Linked DNA regions of Mus musculus: region 2 is linked to region 1. Evidence: chromatin contacts called from ENCODE Hi-C or POLR2A ChIA-PET data. All regions are on one chromosome and are shown on one strand. Each heading gives the region's core, a stretch centred on a gene start or an enhancer-like site at or near the end of the contact. The rest is flanking DNA. Distances are from core to core; before and after follow the strand shown.

Region 1 (4,739 bases), core at 1,413-3,912:
ACAACAGACAGGATATCCAGTGCAGGTGTTTGAGCAGGTGAATCAGATTCCTATAAGGGCGTGGAAATCATTGCCTAACAGAGGGGAAGTTAGTGAAAACTTGACTCTCATATTGACTCCCCAGATGAACACACAGGTGATTGAGGTTATGGTCTCATTACCACGAGGTATTGTGTCCATCTCCCCTGGGGATCGACAGGATCAGGTGTTGACGTGGGCGAGAGGGTCTGTTTGTGTGTTTCCACAGGACCAGACTGAACCTCTTTGGGTGGTGGAGAGATTGGTGAGACGCTACAAGAATGAGGCTCCTGATCCAGTTGCCCCTGTGGATGTGGTGGATGATCCCACAAGCATAAAGGATGGAGCCGAGATGAGAGATCCTTTCGGTATTCCAGAAGCCGATACCAGCTCGACATGACATTCAAATTTTTCCATGCTTTTTGATCCCTGAATTTCCCTTAAAGAAATAGCCCCGCTGGCCATCTATCCCTTGCTTCAGGGAAGATGAGCGGGGATGAGAGCCCTGGGATGTATGCTTGTTATAGTGTGTGTGTGTTTTGTGTTTGGCACATGTGTTAGGTGCAGAGTGTGCGGCCCGCACTTTCGCCATGGTAGCGTAGGCTTTTGCTGCAGTGGAGGCGGGACAATCTCCTCAGATTCGGTTTGCCGCTCTAAAAGAAATTATGCTGCGTTATGCCATGGGTTGCGAGGCTAAGCACTGCACAGAGGATAGCTTGCTGTTGGCATCCTGTGGAAGGCATGTCTGATTGCATGAAGGTTCAGTGTCCTAGTTCCCTTCCCTCAGGAAAAACGACACGGGAGCTGGCCAAGACCTCTCTGGGTGATGAGCCTAAGGGATGGTTTTGTGTAGGGCCCCTATGCTTGCACACTGGGGATCAGACCTCTACCTTCACCCATGAGGCTTGCTTGCAGCAATTAAGATCTGGCCATAGGTTCATTAACATCCTGGCCTTTTGATGCACCTGCCACAAGCAAAACACAATCTCCCCAGGTGTGGCTTGGCATGATAGAGAGGTAGTCAGTGATAAGACTCCCTGGGCATGTCACCAACCTAAGACAGGGATCAAACCAATGCTGTTTGTCACCCAAGGACGGGTAAGGGGCATGGCTGCGGGGGGCTATCTACAGACATTCTCTCTGCCAAAAAAGAAAAAAGGGGGAATTGTGGGGAGCGGGTGTGGCGGCAGTCCCAAAGGTGCCAGGGACTGCAGCTAAGTCATATGACTTGCACCTGACTTCCTCACACAAGACACAAACATCTTGAGTGCTGCGCAGGTGTACCAGGATACAGGTGAATCCAATTTGGTGGAGATTTGCCCCTGCTGCCCTGATTAGCTGAAGCTGCGTGCCTGGTGAGGTGGCGTGGCCTGCTGTGCGTGGATGGGAACTGAGAGTATAAAAGGAGTGAGAGGCCCAGGGTTCGGGGGAGATATAAACAGGGGAGATATAAACAGGGGAGATATATAAACAAGGGAGATATAAAAACAAGGGAGATATATGGAGAAAGAAGAAACAGGACTGAATAAATGTGTGCAGAAGGATCCTGTAGCAGCGTCGTTCTTCCTGGCCTGTTGAGTGCGCGCAACACAGGACCCTGCATCTGTCCTCATGCTGTATCACCTACTGTCCTGACGACCAACCTTGCCCAACACTCGTATGCTCAGCCTCGGTTTACCTGGATCCCACCTCCTCCCTAGACACCGTGTCACTATAGAATGTTACCTATAAGGAAGTGAAAGCTCAGAGACAAAAGGCAATGGAAGACCCCTCACCACTTACAGGCACTTGTCAATACACACTCTAATTACCTGACTATTTAGTATGCAGGGAGATTTGTCTGCATGTCTGTGTGAGCACCACGTGTGCAGCTGGTGCCTGAGAAGACCAGAAGAGATCATTTGAGCTCCTGAAACTGAAGTTGCAGGCAGTTGTGTGCGGGGACTCCTTTTGGAAGAGGGGAACCATCTCTCTATCCCCTTAACATACATGTAACCCTCCTAGGGACTCTATTAGTAGGAGCAGCCAGATAGCTCAGTGGGTAAAGCACTGGCCACCAAGCCTGACCACTTGAATCGGATTCCCAGAATCCACACAGTGAAAGGAGAAGACTGACTCCTGTTGTCCTCTGACCTGGACATGAAAACCATGGCTCATGAGACATGAAATTAAGTGACCAGCTTAATTTAAGTGTAAGTAAATAAATAAAGTGTAAGTAAATAAATTACTTAAATTTATTTTAAATTTAAGTGTAAGTAAATAAATAAACAAACCCTATTAGTAATCATGACCCCCATTTTGGAGATAGGAAACTTGGTCTACAGCTGTAGTAACTTGCCCAGGTTCACAGGTAGAAACTGAACACAGTGGCTTGATCTTGGGTACAGCTCTTCACTTCCACATGTGTCACCTCAGGATCATAGTTTGGCATGGGCACATATCATTCCAGATTCTGGCTCTGCCCTGCCTAGGCGCGTGGGTCAGAAAGGCCTGCCTGCCTGCCAGCCTCACCACCTTGCTGTGAGAATGAGCCTTCTTATCTCATGCTCAGCCCTGGATATTCTCAGTGCAAACCAGGCCTACGGTTGGCTCCGCCCCCTGCCCAACCCCAATGACATCACTTACCCAAGATGGAAACCTGTGCAGTGGGGGTGTAGGTGGCTTGTTCTCCAGTTCCACGTCCTCCAGTTCACCTCTGCGGGACTTGAGGCTCTCTCTCTCTTCCTGCTTCCCTGATGGAGGCAGCGCCTCCATCTCCATCTTCTCTGCTTCTTCCCGGACTTTAGCTCTGGCTTCAGACTTGGAGGAGCCAGGTGAGTGGAGGGCTGACAGCGCCCCAATCTCAATGCTTACCACGTGGTCACAATGCCCAGGGCCTACCTGGGGCTGACTGTGGTGCCTTTTGGCCACTTGGAAGCTGTCCCGAGGGATGCTGGGAGCCCGCACCTTTGGCAGGGTCAGGCTACTACCAGGGCCACCTTCCCTGGCAGAGGTCTTGGTCCCAGGGAATGTCCCTCCCTGAGCAGTGACCAGACTTTCTCTGTAAGAGGCTGACCCATGCTTGGGGTTGCCAGGCTTCATGCACAGCTGACTGGGAGAGCCCTCTTTCTGAAGATGAGACTGAAGGGTCTTGGCCTCTGCTGTTTCCCCAGGATGGACCATGCTGAAACGCAAATCCTCAAGACTTCTGGCTTCTGACAGGGAGTCCCTGCTCTGCAGGGTACCCAGAGAAGGTGTAGGCACAGCCACCTTCAAAATCTGGGTATGGGGATTACTGTCCTGCTCCACAGGCTGGTCACTGGGCCCTGAAGGGACAGGATCCCTCTCTGGGGTTCCCTCAGGAACAACTAGCAGCTCCTCTGAAGGCGTCATTCGAAGATCTGTGAATGAGGCACAACCAGGCACATCCAGTGAGAATGTCCCATTCAGTCCCACATCTTGGTGTGCATACAAACACCCTGCCTCTTACCCTCAAGAGCATCCTGAAGGGCCGCCACCTGCTCCACTAGCTGCTGGTTACAAGTCTTCAGCTGTTGATTTTCCATTTCAAGCTGAGCAAAAAGAAAAGGAAGGTTTAGAGAGCCATGTCTCTGAGCAGAGCACTTGCCCAGAGCGGGAGGCCCTGGGTTTAATACCTAGCTGTAAGGAATCAGTTAGACTGGCCAGACCCTGCTTGTTCATATGCATAATCCAAAAAGGCCCGAAAGTCCAAGTCTTTGAAAAATCGTATGCGGTATCATTTCACAACCCCTGCACGCACATTCTCACTCTCACGCTCGCTCACTCTGTGTGTGTGTGCATACACACCATGACTTGGATTTGTTTTTGTTTTCTTTTGTGTTTTAAGATTTAATTATTTCATTTATATGAGTACATTGTAGCTGTCTTCAGACACACCAGAAGAGGGCATCTGATCCCATTACAGATGGTTGTGAGCCACCATGTGATTGCTGGGAATTGAACTCAGGCCCTCCACGAGAGCAGTGCCTGCTCTTAACCACTGAGCCATCTCTCTGGCTCATGCTTTACAATATTTTTTTTTTTAAAGAGAAAGGAGAAAGAATAAATGGCATCATGAGTGTGCTCACTGCAAAGAAGCTGAGAAGATTCTGGAAACTTCCAGCTACTACTCCCTTTTCCAACCTCAAACCCAGGAGTAGGCTAGAAGAAGGCTTCTGGAAGGCTGACCCAGACAAAAGGAAAAGGGAAGAGATTAGAAAGACAAAGTGGAGAGGGGGAAAGTGGAGCCGGGTGTGTCTGAATCGCAGCCTTCACAGGATGAAGGCCAGGCAGTGGCAGGGCCCTGATAAGCTGGGCAGAGGCAGCCCCACAGGACCCTCAGGCTGAGGGTTTAACTCACCTCTGCTAACTTTACTGTCACCCATTCCTTGATCTTTGCAGCTTTTTCTTGAACAATTTTGGCTTCTTCAGCTCTTGTCTGCTTCTGCAAAGAGACAGCCTTTGGTTAATTATAGCAAGGGAGGAGAGAAGCCAGGAGGAGAAACCCGGTGACTCGATGTGGCACTGCAGCACAGAAAAATTAATTCCATTACAACTTTTAAAACATTCTTCTTGGGCATGATACCCACACACTTCAAGTCTCAGTACTTAGGGGCTGAGGCAGGTGGATCCCAAGATTAGACTGGACTACACAACAAAATCCTGATTTAAACAAGTCAAAGTTCAAGTGGGAAGGGCTTTTTCCTAAGCATAATACAAAT
Region 2 (5,116 bases), core at 1,274-3,773, 34 kb before region 1:
ATGAGAATGTCCCCTGCCCCCCATAGTCTTATATGTTCGAACACTTGGTCTCTAGTAGGTGGAACTATTTGGGAAGGATTAGGGGGCGTGTGGCTTTGTTGGAGAAGATGTATCATTAGGGGCTGGCTTTGAAGTTTCAGTAGCCCACACCATTCCAGTTGGTACTCTCTCTCCCTTGTTTAGAGATCAGATGTAAGCTCTCAATCAACAGTGCTATGCCTGCCACCATGCTCCCTTCCATGATGGTCATGAACTTTAACCCTCTGGAACTGTGAGCCCCAATTAAATGCTTTCTTTTATAACATGCCTTGCTCATGGTATTTTGTCACAACAATAGAAAAGTAACTAAGACACATATATCTTAAAATGCATAATTGAAGTGACTAAGACAATAGTCCCGATCTTGTCCTGATCTTACCCTAACTCCATTTAATGTTTGCTCCCTAAACCTGTGAACAGTCATGTCGGCCTTGGTGTCACATTTATGACCTACCATGACCCTGACCATGGTTCAAATGCTTAATCTGAATATATAGCCCAAGCAATTGTTACAGTTCTGTGACCTACACTTGATGCCATCATGAGGTTTACCTTTAAAAGGCTATATACCACCATAGCTTCGGGGCCAAGAGTTTTTTTGAGGCTGGTCATAGTCACTGGCCAGTAAGGACTCTTAATTGGGACTTATATACATGATATCCTGTAACTTTCTCACATGGACCATTTACACACCCCCAGCATTTCAGAAAAAGCTGAGGCTGAAGGATCACAAGTTGGAGGCAGGTTGGCTATAGCGTGAAACCTTCTTTCAAAATACACCTCTGCCAAAATCAAACAGAATAAAAGCTATAAGACAGCATTCCTTTATAAAACTATTTATTTATCTGTGTATTTATTAGGCGTGCCATGGCTAGTGAGCATGTGGCAATCAGAGGGCAACTTGTGGCAGTTGGTTCTCTCTTTCCATCATGTGGATCCCATGACTCGAACTGAAGTCGTCAGCCTCGGAGGCTGGTTGCTTTCCCTGCAGGGCCCCTGGGAGGCTCATAACACAGTAGTCTTAGAACTACGAAATCCAAGTGTAAGCAAATCCTAAAGCAAGAGCTCCACAGAAAAGCTTTGAAGAGCCCAGCCTGAGCCTGTGGAGTCCTCAGTGGGATTATTCAATTACATTTGTTTCTCCATTATTCATATTTATAGTGACTCAAGTTCTAAGAATAAATTCAAAACAGTGGAAATAATTACATCATCAGAAGTATGATTGTCTGTGCACTGCCACAGTAGTGCTCCATCCATGCAAATATATGGTTGGCAAACAGCATCTATTAGTGGCTCCCCCAGTTACCTTTCCCTAGTGATAAGTACTTGAAGAACCAGCCTGCTTCCATATTAGGCTTGAAAGTCATCTTACAGTGAAGACAATCTAGGTTCATTCTTGTTTATGAGTAAACCTGTTTTTCAAGGATTGAGCTATGCCCCACCTGTGACCTTAACTACAAATGGTTCTGTACTGCTTGTTCCAAGAATGCAATCACGTCTTTGTTTCAAAAAGTTGTTTATAGTCATCTTGCAACCTGACCTTTGCTTCAAAGGGTTATATAGCTACCTTGTTAGGCCCATCTTTGCAACCTTGTGTCTCTGTTCCAGAGGGACTTACTTGCTATGCTTGTGTGCTGCTCCTATAACTATATTTTGACAGACAAACCCCTCATTTGGAAACCTTCCTATCCCTGAGCTATAAAAGCCTGCCTTCACATCCAAAGCTGAACCCCATCTCAGGAGGAGGCAGCCCGTGTATGTGAATTTTTAAAGCTTGCTTTAATTAATTTGGTCATGATGATTTGGGTGGCGGTCTTTCTCCTCTCGTTTTTTTTTTTTTTTTGGATTAATATACTCTTTAGCAGCTGAGCCATCTGCCCAACTCAAAGCCTACCTTCTCTTCCCATGCATCCTAGCCTTGCTAGTTTTTTGATTCCTGTGACTGAAACCCATTCCAGCCTCCAACTTTGTTTTTTCCTGGTCCTTCTTTCTGGAGACTACCCCCACCTCCACCCCAACTCCCCACAGAACAGTGTGGCCCTTGTAGGTTTAATGGCGAAGACCTTTAAGACCTTTACTTAAAGCTGCCCAGACCTTCTACTAGTCTGAACATTTTTGTCAATAACACTACTTAAGTTACGTCTATTTTTTTTTTTTTTTCCTACTAGGAAAGAAGCTATGTAGAGACAGAAATCTTCAGTACCTAAAATCCCTTCGCAGGGAAATGAATGAATGAATGAATGAATGGTTACACCTGCAGACCATTTTGGGGGAGTCTTTCTGGCGTAACAATATAAATGAGTCAGTCAAATGAACAGAGATCTTAATCTGCCCAAAACTGGTGCCGCGGTTCTGGGGAGTTTGGGCTAAGGATAAACTGGGAGAACTTGCTGCAAGTCCCAGCCCTGCTCTCAGTGAGCGACTACGGCTGCGCGGACAGGCAGGGCTCAGCCGCTTCCGGGATGGTCGGGAGCCAACGAGACTTCGAGCCTCCGGGTGGGCTAGAGCGGCGCGACATTCAGGTGTGTGCGGCCATGGAGGACGAGAAGAGCTTCTCCGATATCTGCGGCGGCCGCCTAGCCCTGCGGTGCCGCTACTACTCACCGTACTGCCGCGAGTTCGGCCTCAGCTCGGCTCGGCTGTCGCTGTGCTCGCTCACCGCGGTCACCTGCGCGGTGTGGCTGGCGGCCTACGGGCTCTTCACCCTGTGCGAGGTAAAGGCGGGCGCTCGGCCGGCGCAGGCAGCTTGGAGAGGTCTCGGGGCTGACCCGTGGGTCCGGGAGGGTGGGGACTCCCTGGATCAGGGTCGCCGTTCCACGGCAGGACTGCCCTCCCTCCCCGAGAAGTTTGTGCTTCTGGACGTTCTACCACAGTGGACCTACTTGCCCTGCTCATTCATGGAACATAACCTCCTCAGAGAACTCAGTGCATCCTCCCGCATCACTTACTGGGTACCAAAGCCAACGGATAGCAGGCGTGCGACAGAATTACAGAAAAGTTTTTGCCTCCACAACTGTGCAGTACAGAATCTCCACCTAATATCTGTTTCTCAAGGCCAGGTCAACTACCATCCCCTCTCCCAACCCTTCCCCAGTTTAAGTGCATTTTCTAAAGTGTTGCCAGGTCTAAGACACGAGGGTTTTCTATGCTCAGTTTTCAGACTTTCTAATCTTTTTTCCCCCCGAGCCTCATTTTTAACATCTCTAAGTTGAAATTAATGGTTCAAAATATTGCGAAGGTCAACTGCTATTATTTTGTGACAGTTCCCAAGCAAAAAGAGTCATCCGATTGGCCTTTGTTCAGGATGTTCTGTTCTGTTTTAACTCCCTGTATAGCCCTAAAATGAATATATTATTCCAGGAGTGATCTTAATAGAGCCAGTACACCAGAACTGTTTATTTCTGCAATTTTCATATTGTTTGTATTAAAACATCCCTTAGCTTTTTTCTATTCTTTTGCTATTATTATTATTCTTACTTTGTCTGGACTGGAAGGCTCTATGTGGAGCCTGCCTCTGCCTCCCTAGGGTTAGGATCAAAGGTGTGTGTCATCATACCTGGTTCAATCACATTTATGCTATCAAAGTGTGTGGCAGAGCATCATAATTTGCACAGATTTTCATAGATGAAGTTAAGTCCCCTCACTGAGGGTCTGGGGAATGAATGGCTCATCAGATGACTGCAGCGACTGCCAAACCTGACCACCTAATGCCAAACCTGACCACCTAATGCCAAACCTGACCACCTAAGCCGAATCCCCAGAACCCACATGATGGGAGGGAAGAATGGATTCAAAAAAATTGTCCTCTGACCTCTGCACAATAAATAAATATAAATAGTAGGGGCTGGTGTGGTGGTGCACACCTTTAATCCCAGCACTAGGGAAACAGAGGAAGGAACATCTCTGAATTCAAGGCCAGCCTGGCTACATCAGTCTACATTACCAGCTCCAGAACAAACCAAGGCTACACAGTGAAACCCTGCCTCAAACACAACACAAATAGTATTTTTTAAAAGACTCCTAATCTTTACCAATTTATATTTAAAAGTGTCTTCACAGGTCAGTTGAAGTTATTAAACTGACCTAGTCCTTCCCCAAAATTTTTAATATAATTGGATTTTTATTCTTTTTTGGGGGGATGGGGAGTGTTGGGGTCTTACCATGTAGCCTTGGCTGTTCTTGAACTCACTGTATAAACCAGGCTGGCCTGTAACTCAGAGATTCACCTGTCACTGCCTCACAAGTGCTGTTGTTAAAGGGATACATCACCATGCCCAGTTGAATGTTAATGCCAGCCTATGTTCCTGATACCCGTGCAGTTATCTGCTGAATTTCTTATTTCAACCCCCCGGGGGGGTTCATAAAGAGTAATACTTTAATAACCTTGACATTGATAAAGTGACAAAGCTGGGCTTCCAAACTGGAGCTGCCTGACTTTGAAATCCCTTTCCATTGTACTTTGGCCTCGCAGATCTCAGGCAGTTGCAATTGTTACTGGTTGGTTTGTTCAGAGATACAGGGTCTTGCTATGTAGTTTAGGCTGTCCACACACTCTGCTTCGTCCTGGTTCAGCCCCTGTGAAGGCCTGGGCTGACAGGTGAGTGAACCACACCCAGCTCAGAGCTGTTCTGTCAGTTCCCTACTGCACTCATCTCTCTGGCATGGACACCCAAATGTCCCCCAAATGCACAAGTAATTGTGCTCTCTTCCATTACTTCAAGACTTCCCGAGGCCTCTGTGTGCAAGAGTTCAGATCTCTGCTCCTATTCAAACTCATTCATGGAAAGAACTCTCAAAGGACTCCTTCAGATGTGTGGCTCAACCCTGACTCAGATGAGCGGTGTGCATCCTTAGAATTTTGGCCAGGAAAATGGACTTTGAGGCAGATTATCTTAACAGAGGCTGAGTGGGTAACATTCCCTAAGCATTCATTGTTCTTCAGCCTGTCATCCCCTGCTTTTGATCGGTTTAGTTAACATCACTCCAATCTGCAGTGCAGTACCCTTTCAGCAGAGTGCACCTGTCAGCATGCACTACTTCTCTGCACCACCTGGGTCCTGAGGCCTTGGAAGTCTTT

The links. A loop is a pair of places that touch in the nucleus more often than their neighbours do. ChIA-PET counts read pairs that join two places held with the same protein, here RNA polymerase II (POLR2A).
Region 2: a loop to region 1 is called in a map of CH12.LX, with 2.1 times the contacts of the local background. The contact joins the promoter of Pigh here to the enhancer-like site in region 1. A Hi-C loop is called at or near these places in 1 of 37 maps with a recorded cell type or tissue (CH12.LX). POLR2A ChIA-PET finds 5 or more read pairs at or near these places in 2 of 5 experiments (Patski and embryonic stem cell).

Annotation. Positions count from the first base shown.
Region 1 is chr12:79,053,319-79,058,057 of GRCm38, reverse strand. It overlaps Plekhh1 (pleckstrin homology domain containing, family H (with MyTH4 domain) member 1), which reads right to left. Exons shown (of 29, transcript NM_181073.3): 5 at 4,379-4,462; 6 at 3,488-3,569; 7 at 2,644-3,398. Among named protein-coding and RNA genes, the nearest start is that of Plekhh1, 27 kb to the right of the region's middle. Within about 2 kb of position 2,662, at least 1 of the 3 ENCODE cell types and tissues checked has a DNase peak (open chromatin) inside an H3K27ac peak, as active enhancers do.
Region 2 is chr12:79,087,077-79,092,192 of GRCm38, reverse strand. It overlaps Pigh (phosphatidylinositol glycan anchor biosynthesis, class H), which reads left to right and starts at 2,523. Exons shown (of 4, transcript NM_029988.2): 1 at 2,523-2,753. The coding sequence starts at 2,574. 9230116L04Rik (RIKEN cDNA 9230116L04 gene) reads left to right here. Exons shown (of 3, transcript NR_110486.1): 3 at 2,208-3,488.